Linked DNA regions of Homo sapiens: regions 1 and 3 are each linked to region 2. Evidence: chromatin contacts called from ENCODE Hi-C or POLR2A ChIA-PET data. All regions are on one chromosome and are shown on one strand. Each heading gives the region's core, a stretch centred on a gene start or an enhancer-like site at or near the end of the contact. The rest is flanking DNA. Distances are from core to core; before and after follow the strand shown.

Region 1 (3,250 bases), core at 353-2,852, 300 kb after region 2:
TTATGACTTTCTGTGGTTCAATGACAATTGGCCTCATTTATAGGTGCTTGAAGCCAACCAAGGGCAGATTGCCTTCCTTCTTTTAACCAGCTAAAGAGATGGGTGGGTCAGACAAGAAGAGGGTATGATGAAAGCAGGGAAAGGGAGGTGGACTCTTCAGAGGGAGGAGGAAGTATCCGTGTCACATTATCTCTGAGAGCACTCGCAGATGCTGAGCCTGCAGAGACAGAGAAACTGGCAGCTGACCAGGGTCAGGGATGGTCATGTATTCAAATATTGTGGGTTTTAGTCAAGTGTGCTCCACCCGATTCAACAATGTGATGTGACTGCTCCTAGCAACTATTTTGATATGGTGAATGTTGTTAAGCATAGGACCTAAGAAGAGGTGGCAGTCTCTTTCCTCTCCGCACTTGGCAGGCCACCCACTCATTCCTGATAATCACATTTAAGAGAGCTCTGGACAAGCTGGAATGCATCCAAGAGAATCCCTCAACATGCTGGTGAGTGGGATTGTGACCAGGTCATATCAGGAGTAGCCTAAGGGACAGGTAATGTGTGTCTTGGATGAATTGGAGTCAGACTTAAGAGTCCCCAGGGCAGAAACAAAATCCAGTGAGGGAGAGATGCAGGGAGCTGGATTTTAGCTCCTAAGGTAGAAAATTTCCAAAAGGCTGATCAAAGATTAAATGGCTGCCTTAAAAGGTAATGAGTTCCTTGTTAGTGGAGGTGTTCAACCACTGCTTGGTGGGAAGACACTGTAAGGAGGATTCAGGCAAGTGGGAAGGGGGCTTTTTCCAGTCCCTGAAATCAATGATTCTAACAGGAAAAGATGCTCCGGGGTGCGGTGAGCGCTTACCTCTGCTCTTGCAGAGACACTGACAGACGTTCATTCAACATCTGTTCCTGCCAGGCACTGTGCGCGCTGAACACAGAAGTACAGCCTCTATGAAGCAGCCGCTGTAGGCCTCAGAGACAGCTGATAGATGTAACACTGTTGTCTCCATGTTTCAAACTTCGGTCATGGTCTTACTAGGTCTCCTCATTAAGGGGACTCACTATGTGTCCAGTAACGCTTTCTTGTTACCAGATGACAGAGAGTCAGGCTGTCAGAGTTCACGACTTTAGGTGCACAGTTTCACCCTGTCTGGTCCTTGGGAGACGGAGAAGGGGTCAGGAGAAAACGTGGGTGAAGAGGCAGCAAAGCCGCAGGAGATATGAACTAATTGCTCAACGTGGGTGTAGCACGGATTAGGCCTTTTACAGCAAGCGCTGCCAGCAGGGAACTGGTGGATGTACTCTTGACCACGCTCGGCTGGACTCTGGGGAGCCCAAGACGGGTAAGACTAGGTCCCCGGCCCCAGCAGCTGGTGGGGGCGCCGCAGGTTAGAGACGTGAGGCCGCGAGGCTGAGGGCTGTGAAGGCGGTGGGCACGCACGGCGTGCCGGGGCCGCCTGGCTTCGCGGCGGGGGAGGTAACACTGCGACACCCCGCAGACGCTGTCAGCCGGGGTCGCGGCCCCGCGTGCGCCCGATCATCTGACTGCTGGGGAGTGCGGGGGCGCGGGAGCCAGGCGAGCCAGCGCAGGCGCGCGCTGCCTCCTCCGTCCCCACCGAGTCCCCAGCGCGTGCGCGGGGCCGTGGCCGAGGCCTGCGCGCCGCCCGGCCGCCTGCACTGCGCGCGCGCCCACCCCGCGTGGGAGGCAGCGGGAGGGGCCCGGAGAGGTGTGGAGCGGCGCGGCGGGAGGCTCCGTGGGCGGCCACGGGAGACAGCGCCGGCGGGAGCGCGCCTCTCGGCCTTTCCTCCGCGCCCCCGCGTCCCCAGCCGGCCGCTCCGAGAGGACCCGGAGGAGGCAGGTGGGCCGGGGGCGCGCGGGGCCCCCCCGGGCCGCGGGCTGGCCGGCGGCGGGGTTGGGGCCGGGGTGGGCGGCCCTGGGGGCCCGCGGGGAGGTCAGTGGCCCCGGGAGGGTCGCGCAGAGGCGCTGGGGGCTGTGGAAGCCCCGCGGCCGCCTCCCGTGGGCACCGGTGTCGCTGGCCGCGGGGAGGCCTTCTCGGGGCGGAGCGGCCCACCCGGCGGGGATGGGGACTCCTCGTGGCGGCCGCTGACGGACGGCCCAACTTTAGGTTGAGGGGCGCGGGGTGTGCGGGACCCGGCGGCGGAGCTGGGCTCTGGGCCACGACCGCCAGCCGCGGCTGCCCCGAGAGTCCCCGCACGCGCAGTGGCTTTCCAACGCGGCCTCTTCCCATTTCTCACTTGACTCCCCTTGCGCATTAAATTGTCGAGAAACCTTTGGCCAGTGGGTCTTCAAAGCTAAACCAAATGGCTGTCCTTGCAGTCCTTGGCTACCTGAGATCCCTTAATTCTGAACCATCCGCACCTGGGAGGGGAAGTTGAAAGGAGCGCTGGAGCTGAGCCCGCATCCTTAAGGATCCCATTCACTGCTTATGATGGTAGAGCTTTGAATTAGATGTCAGGCTGTTCACGTCATCCAGACTCTGGTTTTCAGCTCTGTGCTGAGACAGTGTTTTGATACGTATCAGAGGATGATGTTCCTATGGGACAATAACTTGCTGTATGTTCTGAGATACTAGACTGCGTTCATATTGTAGCACCATCATCGTATAAAACGGGCGCCTTTGAAAGGTTTCAGTAAACACCTTCCTCAGGAACATCCGCCAGCACTTAAATTGTACTTCACTTTCACTTTGACGTTTGTTGTTTGTGAATCTTGTGCACAATTTAAAGTGAGTCGTCTAAACAGCACAGGATCACGTGGTGCGGGGCATTGAGCAACTGGGGAGGAAAGCAGAGACTTGAACCTGCTGGAGTCTAGTTGGTCTGCGTTTTTATGTTGGAGAACCATCCTGGTTCCAGCTTATTTTGCTTTCGTAAATATGATGCATTTTTTAAATGCTTTCATTTGATACGGTCTATCTGGACTGTAAGATTGAGTCTAGCCATGCATGGAATGTGTTTACTTCTGTTTTGTAGAAGATTTAGCCCATGGTATTCTATTTGTAGGATTCATTTCAGACATTTTGTGTTTACCACATACAGTCCCACCAGCAAGGGCTTTTAAAAAAGTGACCTATGTTGTCTCTCATAGCTTATGACAACTCCAATTTTGACACGTGTTTGAAACTAGTGATCTTTAGATTATATAAAATCAACTTCACTCTTTCTCCCTGTTCAAACCTCAAACTCTGGTTACTTTTAGGCTTACTGCTCCCTTGTTAATTATTTATAATGAACT
Region 2 (3,781 bases), core at 622-3,121:
AAGTGTATATGATTCTAAAGTATATTCACTTTTCTCCACACACCAACATAGTTTAAAAAACAAAACAAACTCAGGAATGAGAACACTCAAGAAGGCTTAGTTGGTAGTAACCCTTTACTTGAAGTCAAAACTTAAGCAATAAGCTGCTTCCCTGATAGCTTAATGAATATTTATGTGTATTTGCTGGCTTTTATATGCAAATTTTACATGTTTCCTTTGTAAAGATTTTGGGATCCTAAAGAACCTTCTCATAACTGTACTTTGTGCGTTATACAGCCACTTGCATTTCCTTCATGGCACAACTCACTGTGCCTTGTATTTTAGTTGTGTCCATATCTGTCTAGCTTGGAAGCTCTAGAAAGGTAAGGCCATGTTGTCTTCATCATTGTGGTACTTGCCATGCCTCTGTGTTTTTCATGTAGCGGACATTAATTGTTCAGTAAATATTTTATACTCGAGGCTGGAAATTAATCATCACAACACCGGTACCTTGCAAAAACAAGGGGAAGAGCAGAGAGAAGTCAGGAAGGATCCTTAGGGAAAAGCTAGAGGAATGAAGCTTGAAGCAGCCATTTTCCTCAAGATTTTCACAACCAGTTGATGCTTCTTGGCCCATTCTCCCATTTATAGGCCAGGGAGAAAGAGTCAAGGGCATGTGTAAGGAAAAATAAGTTCCCAGTTGGCCCCCTCCTCGTACTTGTAGGTGAATTTGTCATTATTGTGCTGTGTGTGGAAGCACAAGAAGGAAGGAATTAACTCGTTCTTCAGAACTGCTGATTGAGGAGCTATTTGCTGGAAGTACCACAAGTAGGCAGAGCCAGGTTGCCTTTTAAGAGTAATCATTGTATTAGCCAAAAAATCTGGAAGCAATCCAAATATTGAAATGACTTAAATGGTCCATCCACTCTGGAATATTATGCAGTCATTGAAAACGTTTCGAAAGACTAGCAACATGAAAAAAGCCGTGATATGGAGACCAAAAAAAAAAAAAAAAGATTTACACTGGGTGTGGTGGCTTAGGATTGTAATCCCAGTGGGAGGATTGCCTGAGTTCAGTTCAAGGCCAGCCTGGGCCACATAGGACTCTGCTCTACAAGGCATGTTTAAAAATTAGGCGGGCGTGGCGGCACCTGTGGTCCCAGCTACTTAGGAGGCTGAGGCGGGAGAACTGCTTGAACCCGGGAGGCAGAGGTATGCAGTGAGCCGAGATCGTGCCACTGCTCCAGCCTGGGCGACAGAGCGGGACTCAGTCTCAAAAAGAAAGAAAAAGCCGGTTATACCTTAGGAGGGACATAAGGAAAGGATGGGATCAAAAAGCTGTTTAGAATTCTTTTTATTTGTTCATTCAACATGCATGTATTAAGCACCCACGTAGTCAAAGGCTAGGACAAAGCCAAAAAGATTACTGCTGCAGATTCACAGTTACAATAGAATGGCCCCTTCTCACAAGAAGCCACCGTATTCACACGTTGTGCTTTTCTCAGTTCAAGCGGCCTCTTCCTTTTGAGTAACCAGGGTAACCACGCTGTGCCCGCGTGTGCCGGGCGGGGAGGGGAGGCCGCAGCCCCAGCCCCGGGGGCCTGGTTGTCTAATCGAAGGGAAGTAAACGGCCCCAACGCAAGCCTGACTGCGAGACGTGCCCAAGGGAGGTAGGTCGAATGAAGAGGGTTGTGTGAGTTTTGCGCGGGCAGGCGGGATAACGGAGGAGGGAGGCCCGCGGCCGAGGCTCGGGCGGGCGGGGGGCAGGGAGGGGCGGGGTTCGCCGGCGCGCACTCCCAGGCAGGCCCCGCCCCCTCGGCCGGCTGTGCGCGCTGATTGGCCCCTGCCGGCCTCGCGCTCCCTCGCTCCGGGTTGGCGGGAGACCTTAGAGCGGGTACCGCTGCTGGCTAGCGACCGACGAGCAACCGTCTGAGGCCAGGAGCGCTGCGACGGAGCCTTGACCGCCGTTGCCCGGCCCTCTCCCGCGCAGCCCCGGGCTTCCGCAGGTACCTGTGCTCGCCCCCGGGAAGGGGCCTCGCAGGCGAATCTCCAGTTTCGAGTGTGCCCGGTCCCTGGGTTCGCTCGCCGGCGACCCCACCGCCCGCCTTAGATGAGAAGGCAGCGCTCCAGCCTCGTCCTCACGCCGCCTCCCGTGGGCGCCCTCAGCTGCCTTCGCGGCGACGACACACGCGCTCCCCGCAGCGGGCTCTGGGCTGAGGGACCTGGCGAGGGAGGCAGTGGCCGCGCAGGTTGGGGCTTTGGCCGCCCTCCGCCCGGCGGCGTAGCGGGTGAAGGTTCCAGGGGAAGGACGGGCAGGGCCGATACCGGAGGCTGCTCCCGAAGCTCGGCCGTCTGCTCGGAGGGAGGGCCCTGGGCAGGCGCTCCCGTCTCCACGTGTGCCTGCCGCCTTTATTGTGGGAGGAATGGAGATTTGGGGGGTCTTTTTGATAAATCCTACCTCCTTATGTCCCATTAAACACCTCTTTTTGTCCCCAAGATCGTCTGCCCCAGAATTTTGAGATCTGAGCTGCTGTGTCTCAGTACCAGGCCCGTAGCTCATTTCTCAGAATTCACGAAGATTCTCTTACATGACATCCAGTAGGACTGGAGGGCCCCTAGCCTCAATCTTTTAAAAAGCCTTATGCCGAGTTGGGCGAATCCTTGAGGCCAGGATTCGAGAGCAGCCCACAGCGAAAACCCCGTCTCTACAAAAAAATAATGAAAAAAAAAATTAACCGGGCATGGTGGTGCGCACTTGTAATCCCAGCTACTTGGGAGGCTGAGGCGGGAGAATCGCTTGAACCCTGGAAGCGGAGGTTGCAGTGAGCTAAAACCCGTCTCTACAAAAAATAACTTAAAAAAAAAGTATCCTGGCATGGTGGCGGGCGCCTGTAATCCCAGCTCCTCGGGAGGCTGAGGCGGGAGAATCGCTTGAACCCGGGAGGCAGAGGTGGCAGTGATCCGAGATCGCCTTATAGCTGGGGTTAGCTGGTTTTGTTTTCTTGGCAAGGTGACGATAAGTAATACTGGAGTGCTTACTATGTGTCAAGTGTTTTACACATGATTTTATTTAATATTTAAAACTGATTTACTGGTTAAAGAATATGGGACTTTGATGTCAGTTCTGCATTCAAATTCTAGCTTTATCACTTACTATGAGCCTTTGGGAAATTTCTTAACTTCTTTAAGCCTCAAATTTCTTATCTAGAAAATAAGGATAAAATAATACCTACCACACAGAGATGTTTTGAGAATTAAATGAGATAATGCATGTAACACATTCATCAGTGTCTGGCACATATTCTCTGTGTGTGACTGCATTCATAAGGAAGTTAAGGCTTACTTGCCTGTCCTGACTGAGTTGCCAATGGATATTGCTATTAGGTTTTTCATATAGGCAAATGAATCCCCAGACAACTTCTGCTTGTTTCATATTATGGCTGGGAACCACCACCCTTTATATCACCCCCCAGAGAAGAGGTTATTTCAGATGCCTCTAGAATTTTTGTGATTTACTTACCAAAAAAAAAAGAAAGAAAGAAAGAAAGAAAATCCCAAACATCCTATTCAAGTATGAATCCTGGTATGATTTTTTTAATGTTCATGGAGTCCATATAAAAATTCACTGAAGGAGGCCGAGCATGGTGTCTCACGCCTGTAATCCCAGCGCTTTGGGAGGCCGAGGCGGGCCGATCACCTCAGGTCAGGAGTTGGAGACCAGCCTGGCCAACATGGCGAAACCCCATCTCTACTGAAAATACGAAAATTAGCGGGGCGTGGTGGCAGGCTCCTGTAATCCCAA
Region 3 (3,592 bases), core at 523-3,022, 500 kb after region 2:
TCTTCTACCAGTCAGCCCAGAGAGGGGAAGTGTGCAATATTCTTCTCCCTAGATGGTCATCCGTTCTATGCAGAAGGTAAACTGGCTCCAGGAAATAACAACTTTATTTGCAATCAAGCCCATGAGGCCTCCTGGAATGGCTTCTCCTTCCTGATTTGCTAAAGTAAGTTGGATCACATGGGGCCGAGAATGAGGCCCACCCAATGAACAAACTCCATTTGAGTCCTGTAGGTGAGTGGCAGTGTCCCCTTGGTGGCTCAGGAGTTAGACCCAGTGACTACTCCCAGCCTGTGGAGAGACGAAGGGGAGAACTCTTTGTTTACACAATGGGGTGGGATTCTCTATCTGCCTGCAGAAATGAGGTGGTGGGGCTCTGAGTTAGGTGACAGTAATGCCAGTTCTGATGCTTTTGAAGCTCTCATCAACTCTCCCCAAGTTGAGAAGGTTCCATCTGTCTCCAGCAGGGCAGTGTGACAGGAAGAGCATGAAACTCAGAATCATAAGATCTAGGTTTGGTCTTGTGTTTATTAGCTGTGGGTCTTGAGGTGAATTTCATGATCTGGATGGGGAGCCCGTGATGCATAGGATCTGCTCTGGAAAACGAGTTGAATTCAATAGTTATGCTCATCTTCTTTGGCTCCTGTCGAGAGTTTGGTGGGGGCTGATAAAGGAAGGTCCCCTTCTGCTTTTGTTTTTCCTCGGTCTCATGCCATCTGATACTAAGTTTTCTTACTCTTATCCTCCTTTTCTTGACTTTCCACAGAAGATTTTGTCACTGAGTTTAATAAACTTTAAAAACACAGCAGTCAGAAAAGTTCCTCTCTTTTTCCCATCTTCAGAGTCCTATTTGCCTGCTGCCGAGGTCGGGGGCAAGCTTCAATAAGCCCAATCAACACAGCCTGCCTCTCGGCTTCCCTGCTTCTGCGTCACACTGAGAGGCTGGAGGGAAGGATAAGCCTGTTTCCAGGGATGATCACCAGCACCCTGAAAAGTCTTACAAAATCAATCAGAGAGCAATTTACAGAAAAATTCCCTGCCTTCGGGTGCCTTCCTTTGAGAAGGGCTTCAGGGATGGATGGCCAAGGTCAACTCCAGGGGCCATGGCGTCTTCTCACATCCCTCTGGGCTACATTTGCTGGTTTTAATGACACAAAGGATGGGTCCCCTTTTCTCCAGGCCCATGTAGACGTGGAAGGGGCCCGCTGGTCACCTTCTGCCTAGATCACAGCAGCTCCCCACAGCTAATCCAACCTGATTCCTTTTATTGCTAGAGGTGACGTCAGGGGTGGAAAGGTTCGGCTGTGTCCCAAGATCCCAGAGGGTGTGTGCACGCATGTGTGTATGTGTGTGTGTGTTTGCGTGTACATATGTATGTGTGAGAAGAGGGGAGACGCAACTGCAGCTCTGGCCAGGTAGGAAAACCAGCATTGAGGAACTGACCACCACAAATTGGGGGGATCCCATCTCATTTTTGGATCAAATTGCACTTCTGTAGCTCACACAAGAAAAACTGCTTCCATGCCTTGGAGGGGAAAGAAAATGAGGAAAGTCCACTTTTTCTCCTTGCAGGCCCAGAAGGCCTGAGAACGTGGTTTAAATTATTCTAGTCACAGGCAGGCTATTCAAATAAAATAGAATTTCAAACCACACGGGGCTTGTTGAGACATTCAGGCTGCTGGGGTGTGTGAAAGGCAGGGGGCTGGGGTGGTGTCAGCCGCCACTCTGCCGTGCTCTTTATTACCAGCGGCTGCAATGCCAGACACATCCGCGGGTGTCTCAAAGCCGAGGCGGATTCGAGCAGGTCTGACAGCAAGTGAGCACATGAAAGCCACTGCAAGCCTTCCCTCCCCGGTGGCAACTTTAATTATTTGAACTGGAGCTCAGAAAAATAAAAATAAAAATAACATCAGAATATATTGTAAGTGGCTCCCCAGTTTCCTGCAGAGAAGAGCTTGTGGCGGAGAGGAGGAACACAAAAAGAAAACCAAAACCACAGCGTTCTTTCTTGTTTGTGGCTGGGCGAGGCAGAGGTCTTTAAATATTCATGCCCCGTGTGTAACTGTGCAGAGAGATAGGAGGCAGCCGTGGTAGTCAGCAAGAGCAGGCTGCAGGAGCCTGGAGGGAGGAGGTGGGAGTGGGGCAGGCTTCTGGAATGCCCTGGAAGTTAGATTGGCACAAAGGCACACTGTGGCTATGCCTCCATCATGGGGGGCTCCTGACCTGGTTTCATATGCTCTCCCACCCGCTTCTCTTCTCCCCCGCCTCCATCATTTCTCATCCCTTTTCTGACTCATCTTTCTAAAAGACAAGTGACATCACGCTATTTGGGGCCACAGACAGGAGGAAAACTCTCTGCATGGGCTCAGAATGAATTTCAGTCACAATTGGCAAGCACACCTACGGCCAATAGCTCTGAAGTTTCAGTGCACCTCCAAATCACCAAGGATAGGGTTTAAAAATGCAGAGCCCTGGGCCCCACTCTTCGCGATGTCATTCAGTAGGTCCAGGGTGGGGCATTTGTTACATTTTCCAGGTGAATGTGACTGGTGAAACACAGAACTACTGGTTAACTCACTTTCTAGACTTTGCAGGAAATTCTTGAAGATGACACCAGTTCTTCTCTGGGAATCCACTGATGATTGTGGTGTCTTGAGATAGTGTACGATGACTTTAACTTCCCGGAGACCAGGACTGAGCTGGGTTTGAAGAAGGTCCTTCGTGGTAGGCATCAGCCTCAGGGCTCAGCTGGACCAGTCGCCAGTCCCTGTAGGCCTGATGCTCATCAGAGTCCTGTCCCCAAAACTCTGCCTAGTGTCCATCTTTCTGCACTCGGGCCCCATAGGCAACAGAGGCCCCTGTAGGGTTGGTGGGGTTTGAAAGCCCTGAGTGAACCTCACATAGTCCCCCAGAGAAATGCAATATCCATTTTTTTCTGCCACTGGGGTTTAGCCCGCCCGGGAGGAGGAAATCAACTTCCTGCATTCTGCATTTAGGATTCACATAAAATAAATGGTAGGGCTTACAAATCTAGAAATGCATATTTCTATTTTGGTTATTTATTTTCCTGATAAAAACATTTCTCCCAACATTGGGAATTCAAAGACCCATCAGCATTAGACAAATGGTCTGAAAACCTGAATGTGAAATCATATGAATATATATAAATATAAATAATGTGAGTGTGGAATGGACTTATTCCCTTCCTTTCATTATGCCTGCTGAGCCAAGTTCTGGAAAAGGGCAGGGAATAGCAGAAACAGCCCAGAGCAAATTAGACTGCAGGAAAAATAAAACAGGCCAGTAAAACGAAACACCTGTTTAAGCTATTGATCAACTCAAAGGTTATTAGAGAAATGATGAAGTATTAGAATAATATCATTTGTACCTTGACATTTCTTTTTCTGAAATTTGGCTCATATTAAACCCAGCGAAGAGTAAATTTAAAGACCAAATGCTCTTAAGGATCCTCCCGTCCTCTCCGGTGGGCCAACCATCTGTCTTCATTTATATGTTCTCTCAAAAAGCCTTCCTTTCTAGGTACCTGCTCTCAGACACCTGAGAAATATCAGCAATGACTGTGTAATTCCACCAT

Evidence for each region. A loop is a pair of places that touch in the nucleus more often than their neighbours do. ChIA-PET counts read pairs that join two places held with the same protein, here RNA polymerase II (POLR2A). Pooled maps may share reads with other maps.
Region 1: a loop to region 2 is called in a map of CD8-positive, alpha-beta T cell, with 4 times the contacts of the local background. The contact joins the promoter of CLIP4 here to the promoter of SPDYA in region 2. A Hi-C loop is called at or near these places in 3 of 168 maps with a recorded cell type or tissue (CD8-positive, alpha-beta T cell, naive thymus-derived CD4-positive, alpha-beta T cell and natural killer cell) and 9 of 50 pooled maps. POLR2A ChIA-PET finds 5 or more read pairs at or near these places in 1 of 52 experiments (activated naive CD4-positive, alpha-beta T cell).
Region 3: a loop to region 2 is called in a pooled map, with 16 times the contacts of the local background. The contact joins the enhancer-like site here to the promoter of SPDYA in region 2. A Hi-C loop is called at or near these places in 1 of 168 maps with a recorded cell type or tissue (B cell), 3 of 37 single-sample maps with no recorded cell type and 9 of 50 pooled maps.

What each region holds. Positions count from the first base shown.
Region 1 is chr2:29,113,813-29,117,062 of GRCh38, forward strand. It overlaps CLIP4 (CAP-Gly domain containing linker protein family member 4), which reads left to right and starts at 1,603. Exons shown (of 16, transcript NM_024692.6): 1 at 1,603-1,853. It overlaps LOC105374386 (a long non-coding RNA gene), which reads right to left and starts at 932. Exons shown (of 3, transcript XR_007086265.1): 1 at 857-932. RefSeq lists silencers at 1,464-1,823, 2,014-2,253.
Region 2 is chr2:28,808,963-28,812,743 of GRCh38, forward strand. SPDYA (speedy/RINGO cell cycle regulator family member A) reads left to right here and starts at 1,872. Exons shown (of 8, transcript NM_182756.4): 1 at 1,872-1,985. RefSeq lists silencers at 1,473-1,622, 1,653-1,902.
Region 3 is chr2:29,313,144-29,316,735 of GRCh38, forward strand. The region is part of intron 8 of ALK (ALK receptor tyrosine kinase); the gene reads right to left. Among named protein-coding and RNA genes, the nearest start is that of CLIP4, 200 kb to the left of the region's middle. Within about 2 kb of position 1,773, at least 6 of the 41 ENCODE cell types and tissues checked have a DNase peak (open chromatin) inside an H3K27ac peak, as active enhancers do.